4 separate regions of the Homo sapiens genome follow, and regions 2, 3 and 4 are each linked to region 1. The links are chromatin contacts, found by Hi-C or POLR2A ChIA-PET in ENCODE. All regions are on one chromosome and are shown on one strand. Each heading gives the region's core, a stretch centred on a gene start or an enhancer-like site at or near the end of the contact. The rest is flanking DNA. Distances are from core to core; before and after follow the strand shown.

Region 1 (3,016 bases), core at 517-3,016:
GCAACGTGGGGAAGAAAGGTGGGGGACGGGGACGCGCGCCCGGGGCCGGCACCTCCCCGCACTTCCTAGACAAAGAAGCTTCGGAGGAGACCAGAGACCCGGAGGGGCAGGGTCCCCGGCCGGCCCGGAGCAGAACGTAGTGTGGGGTGAACGCAGGATGGAGGGGCTTGTGGCTATTCCCCACCCGCCTCGTGTCCCTCGGTGTGTGACGTCGCATCTTGGGACCCCCCAAGTGGAAGTCCTCACCCGGGGGTCGAGCAGGCTGTGTGGTTCTGCCCAGGGACGCGAGTCCGGGTGGGTCTGTTGGAGGCCCAGCCCCGGCTTCGCCACGGGAGGGAACATACCTGACAGCCTTGCCCGGGCCCCCGGAGATTCTGGGCCTGGGGGCGCTCAGCACCCCTGGGAGGCCTGGGGCACGGGGGCCTTAGGCACGGGTCTCGGCGTCCGGGCTGACTGCAGCCCGCAGGTGAGCTGGGCCGGCCGCCTTGCCCTGACTCGCTGTTGTCACTCCCAAACACGGGGTCGCGAGCTAACGTTGCAGGGCCCCGGACTCCGCGTGGGGACCCCGGCCCCGCCCCCCAGCCTGTCGAGTCAATCTGAACGCTCTGCGACCTCGGGCGAGTCCGTCCCCTCACTGCGCGGCCTCACTGCCACCCCTACGCGGCCGGCGCTCCAACCCTGAAAATTCCAGCAGCGCACAAGGAAACCGTAGTGCCGGGCGCCTCTCGGGGTGTAACCAAAGCACCGGCGCCGCTCCTGGCGAGGAGTGAGCGCCCTGGACAAGCCTGTGGCTAAACCCACGCCAGCCCTGATCGCTGCTCTTAACTAGCATCGTAAACAGAAGAGGGTATCCCCCCGACCGCCCGAAGCTGGGGAGCCGACCTTCAAAAAAGTCAGGGCTCCCATTGTCTACCTCAGTTTCCCTATAATGTCTACAGGTGACCAGAATGAAACAAAGGCCTCACTCCACACCACCTTCTCAGCACATAAGGGGGCGGGGTAGCCCCAACCCGGAGCGCGCGCCTGGGGACAATCAGGCCTGTGATTTGAGGGGCAGGGATGTGTCGGGTCGGGTAGAAAGGGGCCTCGGTCTTCAAACGAACGGAGATCCGGGGCAGGGCGCCCCGTGGAGGGACCTGCATGGTGGTGGCTGCGCTTGGGGACGGGCGGGCTGTTTCCTATGGTGACCGGGGCGAGGTGAGGGCTCCTGAGAGCTCCCCCGCGCCCAGGGACGCAGAGCGTCGCGGACCCCCGCCGCGCCCCTTCCTCAGCCCGGCACTGGCGCCCGAGATCCTCGTGGAGCCCGAGGGGAAAGATTGCAAGGGACGTCCCAGGGAGCAAAGCCCCGCAGCGTGGCCGGGGACTCGGGGACCCACCCCAGCTCCGGCGCGGCCCCGCCCCGGGTCAGGCAGTTTCGGGGCGCAGCAGGGCCCTCCCCACGGCGCGGCAGTCCCGGGGAGGGGCCAGGCCCGTCAGCCCTTCGGCCCTCCCGGCGACCCTCGGAGGGCGCCCCAACTCAGACCCGCCCGCCGGCCCGCGCAGGGTCGCGAGCGCGCGGGGGTGGCGCGGGCGGGGCCGTTGGGAGGCGGTGCGGGCTGGGGGCGGGGCGGGCCGGGGCCCCACGTGTCCCTGCCCGGCGGGCCAATGGGTGCCCGGCTTTCGGAAAGATCGCCATATATGGACATGTTCTGGGGCCGCGCGCGCCGCCGGGCCGCGCGGGCGCGCCGCTTCCGCTTAAATAACGGCGGGGGAGGCCGCGGTCGGTCTCAGTCGCCGCTGCCAGCTCTCGCACTCTGTTCTTCCGCCGCTCCGCCGTCGCGTTTCTCTGCCGGTGAGCGCCCCGCCCCGGGGCCTGAGCTGGACGTCGCAGGCCTGCGCCCCCCGACCCCGGCTGGCCCCGCTTCCAGCTGCCGAGGCCTCGTCGCGCCTTCCCCGGGAACAAAAGGCGGGGTGGGCCGGGTCAGGCGGACGGGGCTGGGGGGGCGCCGGGGGTCCAGGGCGGGGCCCGGCCGCAGTGCAGACTTCCGAGCCGTGGACGTTACGTAAAAGGCCCGGCCTTCGGTTCCAGGCGGTTGCGATCTTGGAGGCCACGGCCGCTGGGGTTGGGGCAGGGCCGAGGCTTCCCCGCGGGAGGGCATTAGGTGGCTGTGGGGAGGGGACCGTGTTACAGACGCGCCCGCCTGAGTCCATCCTTTTCCGGGCAGGTCGCAATGGAAGAAGAGATCGCCGCGCTGGTCATTGACAATGGCTCCGGCATGTGCAAAGCTGGTTTTGCTGGGGACGACGCTCCCCGAGCCGTGTTTCCTTCCATCGTCGGGCGCCCCAGACACCAGGTGAGTGGATGGCGCCGCGGGGCTCCTGGGTTCTGCGTTGCGGGGTGGGTTCGGTGTCGCCGGCGAGGCTGACGGGTCGTCCCCTGCAGGGCGTCATGGTGGGCATGGGCCAGAAGGACTCCTACGTGGGCGACGAGGCCCAGAGCAAGCGTGGCATCCTGACCCTGAAGTACCCCATTGAGCATGGCATCGTCACCAACTGGGACGACATGGAGAAGATCTGGCACCACACCTTCTACAACGAGCTGCGCGTGGCCCCGGAGGAGCACCCAGTGCTGCTGACCGAGGCCCCCCTGAACCCCAAGGCCAACAGAGAGAAGATGACTCAGGTGAGGCTCGGCCGACGCCCGTGCTCCTCCCGTCCTTTCCCCAGTCATTTTCTGCCCGGCTTGATTTCTGACATTTAAGTGTTTCTTTCGCTGTTCCAGGCTCTGTTCCTCTCCCGGCATTTCCTCCCTGAAGCCTCCAGGTTTCTCATTTGGTTTCTGCCTGCGTTCTTTTCTTTTCTCCACACATCACACTGGCATGCAGCATGTTGTGGCGTGTGAGCATGGGGTGGCCGTGGGTCTCTGTCCCTGACTAAGCCGCCCCTTGTCCCTTCTCAGATTATGTTTGAGACCTTCAACACCCCGGCCATGTACGTGGCCATCCAGGCCGTGCTGTCCCTCTACGCCTCTGGGCGC
Region 2 (3,016 bases), core at 335-2,834, 410 kb after region 1:
GGAGGGGTCAGGGCCGGCTCAGTCTCCTGCAGCCAGGCACAGCGCTGAGGGCCCTCCCTGAGCACTCTCTGGGGCTGGAGGCTGCTCTTCACCAGGTGGTACCTCTCGGCGAGACAGGCCACCCGTGAGCCTCTGACCCCAACCCACAGAAGCGGCTGCCGGTAAAGGGCCGGGGATGGACCACAAGCCATGCAGTCGGGGGACCTCCAGGGATGAGAGCAAACCCAGGCTCAACGCCCGCGGGGCCCATCAGGGCCTGGAGGAAGGAGGAACGGACAGGGACGCACAAGGTCAAACTCCGGTGGGCAAACCCCAAAGTGCCAGGAAGGCGCCCCAGATGGCCGGGGGAGGGGGTGGTGCTGCCCAGTGGGGGTCAGGCCTGGCTGCCGAGGGCAGGAAGGCAGCCCCGTCAGACACACTGAGGCTCACTGCTCCAACCACTGCCCTTGGGCCCAAGAGCCCGCGCTCCCTCGGGCGTACTCTGCGGCCTGCTGGACACAGACCAGCTGAGCACAGTGGGGACAAAGGAGGAGGAAGCCACAGGCATGGAGAAAGGTTCTGGGACTGGGAGCCGGCCGGGCCTGGGTCCTGGGAGCTAATCAAGTAACCCCTGCCCCTCCTGGCCATTTGGCCTAAGCAGGCTGCAGGGCCTGGATTCCCGGGACCCCCAGACCCTTAAGCTGTGGGCCAGAACTGCTATGTCTCTGGCACCTCTGGGGGCCTCTCCGGCTTTCACTGCTCCCCCCAACTCATCCCCGTTCCCTTCTACATGTGGCTGGGCACCCACGCTGGGGACCCACGGAGGATGTTGGACGACAGCCATTCTGAGCAAGTCCTCCCCATGCCACCCCTACCCCTCTGCTGCTGGCTCAGACCAGGGGTCAGCAAACCACAGCCCGAGGGCTGGCTTCCTGTTTTGTAAATAAAGTTTTATTGCAACACAGCTGTGCATCGATTTGTGAATCATTCATTCATGGCTGCCCTCACATTGCAGTAACAGAGCTGGAGACGGCACGGCCCACAGAGCCAAAAGCACAAACTTTGTGGCCCTTCAGAACGTCTGCCGAGCCCTGGCTGAGATCAGTGGTAGAGGAGTGAGTCTTGGGTGGCGCGGAGAGGCCAGCAGGGACCAGCACTAGGGCAGACGGCCGAGGGACACCGACCTCGCAGCGGCACGGCCCTGACACAGCGGCCACGAGCCAGCGTCACCCCCGCACCCTGAGAGCCCCGAGGCAGGCCCAAACCCAAGCACCAGGGAGCTACTACGAACTGCCCTGGGAGGCTGCCCTCACACCCTGGCCCCCAGCCCAGAGGCTCGTCTCTAAGTGGGTCTGTGGGACACAGGCCTCTTCCACACACGCCCGGGGGCCCACGAGCCCAGGAGGTCAGCTGCTGCCACCGCAGGCACATCCCGCAACCCCTCCTGGGAGACCTGCGGCAAGCAGCCTGGCTTCCCCGCCCTCCATCCCTGCAGGCAGCACCCCAGCCACTGACAGCCCCGCTCTCACTCCCTGGCCCCGTCATGGGGCCTGGCCCCCGCCAGAGGGCGCAGACGCCCGCCACTGTCCTGGGTCTAGCAGGCGGGAGGCCTGCGCTCCACAGCGCTCCCTGCCTGGCAGCTGTGGCAGCACAGCCTGTCACCGCTGAGTCCTTCAGCAGCGAGGCTGCCTCCAGGGGTCAAAGGTGCTGCTGCTGTCCTTGCCTGCACCTGCCCACAGTGCCCAGCAGGCCCAGGCCGGCAGGAGGGGCCTCTCCAGGGAGGGAAGAGCACTTGTCTCCTGGCTGTCCCCAGGCTGTGGGGACTGGAGCACTGGTTCTGTATCACGTGCGTGTGTGTGTGTGTGCACGCACGCGCACGTACATGAGAGTGTGGTGGGTGGGGGGAACAAGTGTCAAGGTATAGCCCGTGGATCCCTGCAACCCTTTATTTTAGAAAGACATGACCAGGGCCTCCCTGGTGGGCTTGGCTCCGGAACTACATCTTCGAAACTCTTGAAATGTTCCAGAATGTTCCAGGGGACACATGTGATCCCATCCCAACTCCTACCCATGGACTATGGGTGAACAGGGGCCTGCTGGCCCTGCCTGTTCCCGGTGGGGAGTCTGGCCTCTGGGCCTTGCCTGCTCTGGGGGCTAAGTCAGCCTCCTAGGAGGGGATCCCCTTGCTCACATCGGGGCTCAGGATATCCATGGAGGGGGCTGCTGCAGCCCGTCCCTGAGGAACTCGCTCCTGGTTCAGCAGGGCCAGGCTTGGTCCTGGGACATGGCGGATCCCAGGGCGGGATTCCCCCACAAGGAACGACAAGGCTGGGGATGCCGGAAACACAGGGCTGCAGGACTGTGCTGGGGGACGCCTAGCGGGAGACACAGGGCCGCAGGACTGTGCCGGGGGACACCTAGCGGGAGACACAGGGCCGCAGGACTGTGCCGGGGGACGCCTAGCGGGAAACACAGGGCCAAGAGTCTACCGGCCCAAGGAGGGGCCCTCAACAGATGACGGGCAGAGGGGTCTCTCAGAGGTCACGAGGGCAGCAGCATGTGGCCACCACCCAAGGCCCCACCTGGGACCACAGTGGCTCAGGGGTGCAGGCAGAGGTGGTAGAGGCACAGGTCACCAAGAGCCTGGGAGCCAGGGGAGGACCCTGTGACCAGGTTTGAGTCCCAGGGAGGCCACTCTGGAGCAGTGAGGGAGGGACTGGGGAGGCCACCTGAGAGCCAGGCAGGGCCCCTGGCTACCCAGGAAGCAAAGAGATAGGGCAGGTTTGGGTTGGGTGAGGGGTGGCAGGTCCACGTACGACAGCCGAGCTATGGCAGCTGCTGGACCTGGGGCCAGTGTCATGGTTGTCTTGGGTGGCCTAGGGGCCCAGTGGCACAGTGGTCTTGGGTGGCTGGGGACCCAGGCTTGGGGCTGGGGGTCCTCAGTGCCTCGGGTGAGCAGAGCCATGAGCCCAGAGGCTGTACCCCAGGACTGTGGATAGAGGGGCCACAGGAAGAGCAAGTGAGGACACAGAGGCCA
Region 3 (3,016 bases), core at 333-2,832, 380 kb before region 1:
CGAGCTGAGATCACGCCAGCTCCCAGCTCTATTCGGGAAGCTGAGCCACAGGAATCACTTGGACCTGGGAGGCAGAGATTGCAGTGAGCCGAGATCGCACCACTGCACTCCAGCCTGGGCAACATAGTGGGACTGTCTCAAAAAAAAAAAAAAAAGCCAGCTGTGGTGGCGTGCACCAGCTGCCTGAGAGGCTGACGTGGGAGGATAGCTCGAGCCCAGGAGTTTGAGGCTGCAGTGAGCCAAGATCACACCACTGCACTCCACTCTGGGTGACGGAGGGAGACCCTGACTCAAAAAACAAAAACAAAAGCAAGTATCTCAAAACAACTTAAAATCCATGAAATGGGCTGGGTGTGGTGGCTCATGCCTGTAATCCCAGCACTTTGGGAGGCCAAGGCGGGCGGATCATCTGAGGTCAGGAGTTCAAGACCACCCTGGCCAACATGGCGAAACCCTGTCTCTATTAAAAATACAAACATTAGCCAGGTATGGTGGCACGTGCCTGTAGTCCCAGCTACTCGGGAGGCTGCCGCTGGAGACTCGCTTGAACCCAGGAGGCAGAGGTTGCAGTGAGCCGAGATCGCCCCACTGCACTCCAGCCTGGGCGACAGAATGAGACTGCCTCAAAAAAAAAAAAAAAAAATCAATGAAATGGCACACTGGTTTTCATTAATAAGTTGCAAAAATAATTTTTTTTTGGAGACAGGGTCTGGCTCTGTCGCCCAGGCTGGAGTGCAGTGGTGCCACCACGGCTCACTGCAGCCTCGACCTCCTGGGCTCAAGCAATCCTCCCACCTCGGCCTCCCAAGTAGCTGGTAGTACAGAAGTGCACCACCATGCCCAGCTCATTTTTTTTTTTAGAGATGGGGGTCTCACGATGTTGCCCCGGCTGGTCTCAAACTCCTGGGCTGAAGCGAACCTCTTGCCTCGGCCTCCCAAAGTGCTGGGATTACAGGCGTGAGGCCCGCGCCCGGCCCGCAAGAAAACTTGTAAAGGATATGACTGGCAAAATGTGACAGTGCAGACTTGGGGGGGCTGCAGGTGGAGACCAAAAAACCAACCCGCAGCTCGTCTGCAGCGGCTGCCGCCCGCCGAAGCCGCGCCCGCCGGACCCCACCGCGAGCCGAGCGCACAGTCCTGGGCGGGAGCGGAAACAAGGACTCCCAGCAGCTCCCAGGCACCCGCCGCGCCCGTAGCGCCCCCAGCGCCCCCAGCCCTGGCCGATCGGGCGGAGCGTGCGGGGAGGGAGGGGCGCGTAGGCTCCGCCTCCAACGGCCGCCGCCCCACCCCCTGCGCCCTCGCACCTTCGCCAACCTAATCACGCACCGCCCTACCCGCCCTTCCGTTGGCAGCGCCGGCGTCCGCGCGGGAAGGTATAAAAACGACCACAGTCGCGGCCCGACTCCCTCAACAGCGCCCGCCGAGTCTCGCACGCCAGTGCGCACGCGCCTCCCCGCCTCACCCCGTCCCGCGCGCGCAGCCGTCCGCCAGCGGCCAATCAGCAGCCGCTCCGAGGCCGTGGCACCGGAAGGCCTCACGCGGCGCCGGAAGTGACGTGCCGGCGTGCTGACGCGCGGGCTCGAGCCGATGCCCGATTCCGCGCCCGCCATGGCCGACAAAATGGACATGTCTCTGGACGACATCATTAAACTGAACCGGAGCCAGCGAGGCGGCCGGGGCGGGGGCCGGGGCCGCGGCCGGGCCGGCTCCCAGGGCGGCCGCGGCGGTGGGGCGCAGGCCGCCGCGCGAGTGAATCGAGGCGGCGGGCCCATCCGGAACCGGCCGGCCATCGCCCGCGGCGCGGCCGGCGGAGGCGGCAGGAACCGACCGGCGCCCTACAGCAGGGTGAGTGCGGAGGCCGGCCGCGCCGGAGAGTGGGAGGGGGCCAGCCGGGGCTGGGGCCGGGGCCGCTCGCGGCGGAGACCCGGGCCGGCGGGTGGATAAGGCTGGTGGAGCGGCCGCCCGGAGGTCCGGAGGGTGCGTGTGGGCGCGGAGGGGGTGGTGGGCGGGAGCGAGGTCGTTCTTTCGGGGTCCGGTCCCGGAGGCTGAGACCCTTCCCAGCTCTTTGTTTGTTCCGGACGTTGGGGCCTCGTGGCAGGAGAGGAGGGGACGCTGGGCGCGGCACAGGCGGCGGGAAGTTAGTCTAAGGGAACTGAAGTTGTGCGGCCGCGGTGGGACCGTGCGGCCTCGGGCTGGGGCAGCTGCAGCGCCGGAGGGAGCGCTGGCGGCCCCGTTTCGGCCGGATCCTCTCAGGCCGGGAAGAGGAAGGGTCCGGAGTAGCCGTGAGGGTCAGGAAAGCCCTGGACTGAGACTCACAGATCTGCTCTTGTTGCGGTTTTTTTTTCAGCCAAAACAACTTCCCGACAAGTGGCAGCACGATCTTTTCGACAGTGGCTTCGGCGGTGGTGCCGGCGTGGAGACAGGTGGGAAACTGCTGGTGTCCAATCTGGATTTTGGAGTCTCAGACGCCGATATTCAGGTAAGAGACGAGGGCTTCTCGGTGAGCCGTTCGCCCTGCACAGGACGGATCGTGATTTTGGGGATGTGGCCCTGAGTCCCCTTCCCGCCTTAGCGAAGGGAGCCCTCCCAGCTCTGAAGGGCTGCAGGACAGACCCAGTGCTAGTAAAGCCGGGGTCAGTGCGCAGGCAGGTGCGAGCCTAGCTGAGCCTGAGGAACTGCTGCTGTTAGTCTGAAGATGGGTTCTGTGAGTGAAAATCCCCTGCCAGGGCTTCCAGTTTCTAACAGGGACAAAGACTGACCAAATGTGAGTGGTTTTTGGCTGTTAGACCCAGCCCAGTTGCTTTTTAAATTTTGTGCCTGTCTTAGTGGGTTAATGTGAGAAAAAGAATCTTCTTTATGTATCTTGTGAAGCACAGGGAGTCTGTTTTTCTGGCTCTGTTTGCCTTGAGTACTGTCTTATAAAGACCTTGTACGCTGTGGTTTTATCACTCCCCACCGCCGTGTCCCGTCAGTGACATGACTCTCAAATCCATCTTTGGTTGAAGCTTTTCTTTTT
Region 4 (3,016 bases), core at 377-2,876, 370 kb after region 1:
GGCCCCCTGCCCGGCCCCCTTGCCCCTCCATTGTCCCAGCTGCAGCGGCCCCGCCTGGGGGTGCCTCCAGGGGCCACTGTGTCCTCTCGGCCACCCACAGGCCTGCTCTTCCCTGATGATGTGGCCACCCTCTCCCCAGGGTCCTGGCTACCTTGCCCCAGGTGTGAACACCCGACCAGCACAGAGCGATGGGGAGGGCAGTGTGGGGCTGGGACAAGGGGCCTTGACCTTTACCCCCAGGCTCCTATCTGCAGCTTTGCTGATCCTGATCCATTTGTTTGTGTGATTTGGGGACATTTTGGGGGCATTTTTGGGAGGTGTGGGCCAGGCTGGGTCTGTGCAAGAGACGCTGGCTGTTGGTGCCACAAAAGGTGAAAGAGGCTGCCTCGGGGAGGGGAGTGAGCCCCAAGTTCCTGGAGGGGTGCACTTAGCCACTTAGCAGGAAGCTTCCTGAAGGGCCGAGCGGGGACAGGGGTGGGGGCAGAGAGCCACACCTTATGTGCTGGCCACCCTGGCCACCCGTCCCTGCAGGAAGGCAGCTTGGGTGGAGGAAGCATGCAGGGGCAACCCTGGGCACCGTGCTCACCCTGGGTGCACCTGCTGTTGTGGGGGGAATGGCTGGGAGCCTTGGAACCTCAGACTGAGCTAGCATGTGGGGGTCACGCCCGCACCCACGGGGCATGCATGCCAGGCACACCCGACGGGTGAGCAGAGCCTGGAGCCCCGGGCAGGCAGGGCCCAAGGTTCCAGAAGAGGCAGTGTGGGTGGAGAGAGTGGAGGCCTCGCCTTACCCCGTGGGGATCACACCCCATGGCCACCCACCGTGGGGCCCCTGGACTCCACACAGTCCTGGCCTCATCAGGGGTGGGGATTGCTAACTGTGGGGCGACGTGCTGAGGAGAGAGGCTGTGAAGCCAGAGGGGTCGAGGAGGCTGGAGGACCAGGTGTGGCCACGGGAGGCGGGGCTGCATGGCTGGGGGAATTGGGGCTGCGTGGACACGGGGGGTGGGGGCTGCATGGCTGGGGGAAGTGAGGCTGCGTGGACACGGGAGGCAGGGGCTGCGTGGACACAAGGGGTGGGGGCTGCATGGCCCCAGGCAGAGCTGGATGGGGTTGAGGGGAAGTGCATTTGGACCCAACACAGAAAACTTACTAGCTCTTGGCTTTGACCAGGGCCACCCTGTGCTGCAGTGAGCACCCGGTCCTAGGGACAGCCCTGTAGAAGCTGGGCCAGGTCAGGTGACGTGTCCTGGGACTCCAGGGTCCCGCACAGGCTGCCTGGGACCTGGGGCTGCTGCAGGCGGCTTCCGCCTGGGACGTGTGCACGTTGCGGGGGTGGGGGCTCATCGAGCCAGGTGTGGCCAAGGGCTTGGGCTGTGGGGCCACTCTCAGGCTCAGCCAGGCCACTCTCGGAACTCTCCCGTGGCCTTCGAGGGAAGGCCGTGTGCCGGCAACGCTGCGGACGGCAGCACCCCAAGCTGGGATCCCCCAGCTCTGTGCTGAGTAGGCGCCATCCTGGACCACGCCTGTGTTTTGAGCTCAGGCCACGCTGTGCCTGGAGCTGGCCTCCCTGTTCCTCTGTGTGTGGCCCAGAGTCCCAGGAGCCTCCTGTCCTTTCCACTGCGTGTGTAAAATGGCTGAGAGTGCCACCTGGTGGGCGTGAGGGTCACGCCGATGATGCGTCCACACCTCCGTGGATAGGGTGGTTACAAGTCAAGTGGACTTTGGGGGACGGGGACAGGGAGGCTGGCTGGCTGGGGCGGGGGTGGGGCTGGGTCCTTACTGCTCAGGGAGGCTCACAGGTGAGAAGCCACTCCCAGGAGGGTGGGACTGACTCAAAGCCGGCAGCCTGTTGTGGGGGTGTCTCCACCCCAAGCACCTCCTTCTCTTCCCTGCTCTTGGTCCCCTGCCAGCTCCCTGTGGCTGGCTCTGCCTCTTCCCACCCCAACCTCTCAGCAGAGCCAATGCTCCAGAGCTGGACAATGGCCAAATAGACATTAACTTTGAAACTGGAGGCCAAGGCGGGAGGATTGATTGAACCCAGGAGTTTGAGACCAGCCTGGACAACATAGTGAGACCTGTCTCTACAAAAAAATGTAAAAATTAGCGGGTGTGGTGGTGCAAGGCTGTGGTCTCAGCTACTTGGGAGGCTAAGGTGGGAGGATTATTTGAGCCCAGGAGTTTGAGGCTGCCATGAGCCGTGATTGCACCACTGCGCTCCAGCCTGGGTGACAGAGCAAGATTCTGTCTCAAAAAAAAAAAGAAAAGAAAAAAGAAAAAAAAGAGCGGGCCTGGTAGCTCATGCCTGTAATCCCAGCATTTTGGGAGGCCAAGGTGGGTGGATCACCTGAAGTCAGGAGTTTGAGACCAGCCTGGCTAACATAGTGAAACCCCATTTCTACTAAAAATACAAAAATTAGCCGAGGGTGATGGTGGCAGGTGCCTGTAATCCCAGCTACTTGGGGGGCTGAGGTGGGAGAATCACTTGAACTGGGGAGGTGGAGGTTGCAGTGAGCTGAGATCATGCCACTGCACTCTAGCCTGGGTGACAGAGTGAGACTCTATCAAGGAAGGAAGGAAGGAAGGAAAGGAAGGAAGGAAGGAAGGAAGGAAGGAAGGAAGGAGAGGGAGAAAGAGAGAGAAAAAAGAAAGAAAGAAAAAAAGTAAGTAACTGCTGGCACTAGAGGCCTCTAGGGTTAGCCTGGGCAGAGTCCTTGAAGCTGACCTGGACCTGCCCCCAGCGCGTCCAGCCACGTGTGCACAGCAGATGTACCCTCACCACCCCACCTTGGGACCAGCTGGTGCCAGGCCTGAGCCACTGCATCTGAGCATGTCTTTGAGGACTGATGGCGGCCCTCTGGGGACCTGCCCAGCCACCAAGCTTTCCATGGCACCCCCACCCTTGCTGGGCCTGTCTTGTGTCCCAGGAGGCACAGGGGTTGGGGGCAGACACCACAGAGGCTTTGCTGGGGAGCCCCTTGGAAGGGCTGTTGCATGAGTTTCCTGTGGCCACTGA

Evidence for each region. Hi-C counts contacts between places; a loop is a spot of excess contacts on that map. ChIA-PET counts read pairs that join two places held with the same protein, here RNA polymerase II (POLR2A). Pooled maps may share reads with other maps.
Region 2: a loop to region 1 is called in a pooled map, with 5 times the contacts of the local background. The contact joins the enhancer-like site here to the promoter of ACTG1 in region 1. A Hi-C loop is called at or near these places in 4 of 50 pooled maps. POLR2A ChIA-PET finds 5 or more read pairs at or near these places in 3 of 52 experiments (H1, WTC11 and activated CD8-positive, alpha-beta T cell).
Region 3: a loop to region 1 is called in a pooled map, with 22 times the contacts of the local background. The contact joins the promoter of ALYREF here to the promoter of ACTG1 in region 1. A Hi-C loop is called at or near these places in 1 of 37 single-sample maps with no recorded cell type and 7 of 50 pooled maps. POLR2A ChIA-PET finds 5 or more read pairs at or near these places in 5 of 52 experiments (GM10248, GM12878, H1 and 2 more).
Region 4: a pooled map shows a loop between it and region 1 (2.9-fold over the local background). The contact joins the enhancer-like site here to the promoter of ACTG1 in region 1. A Hi-C loop is called at or near these places in 1 of 50 pooled maps. POLR2A ChIA-PET finds 5 or more read pairs at or near these places in 7 of 52 experiments (BJ, H1, IMR-90 and 4 more).

The regions. Positions count from the first base shown.
Region 1 is chr17:81,511,549-81,514,564 of GRCh38, reverse strand. It overlaps ACTG1 (actin gamma 1), which reads left to right and starts at 1,766. Exons shown (of 6, transcript NM_001614.5): 1 at 1,766-1,831; 2 at 2,205-2,333; 3 at 2,423-2,662; 4 at 2,939-3,016. The coding sequence starts at 2,211. RefSeq lists silencers at 1-120, 341-530, 1,161-1,640, 1,841-2,010 and enhancers at 661-710, 741-1,020, 2,231-2,320.
Region 2 is chr17:81,100,464-81,103,479 of GRCh38, reverse strand. All of the region lies in intron 7 of BAIAP2 (BAR/IMD domain containing adaptor protein 2), which reads right to left. Among named protein-coding and RNA genes, the nearest start is that of MIR657, 23 kb to the left of the region's middle. RefSeq lists enhancers at 745-1,261, 1,262-1,779. Within about 2 kb of position 1,584, at least 2 of the 41 ENCODE cell types and tissues checked have a DNase peak (open chromatin) inside an H3K27ac peak, as active enhancers do.
Region 3 is chr17:81,890,152-81,893,167 of GRCh38, reverse strand. It overlaps ALYREF (Aly/REF export factor), which reads left to right and starts at 1,582. Exons shown (of 6, transcript NM_005782.4): 1 at 1,582-1,845; 2 at 2,348-2,479. The coding sequence starts at 1,588. It overlaps ANAPC11 (anaphase promoting complex subunit 11), which reads right to left and starts at 1,445. Exons shown (of 4, transcript NM_001002248.3): 1 at 1,327-1,445. RefSeq lists silencers at 1-145, 1,026-1,565.
Region 4 is chr17:81,141,526-81,144,541 of GRCh38, reverse strand. All of the region lies in intron 1 of AATK (apoptosis associated tyrosine kinase), which reads left to right. Among named protein-coding and RNA genes, the nearest start is that of MIR1250, 9.7 kb to the right of the region's middle. RefSeq lists an enhancer at 935-1,435 and a silencer at 1,702-1,751. Within about 2 kb of position 1,626, at least 2 of the 41 ENCODE cell types and tissues checked have a DNase peak (open chromatin) inside an H3K27ac peak, as active enhancers do.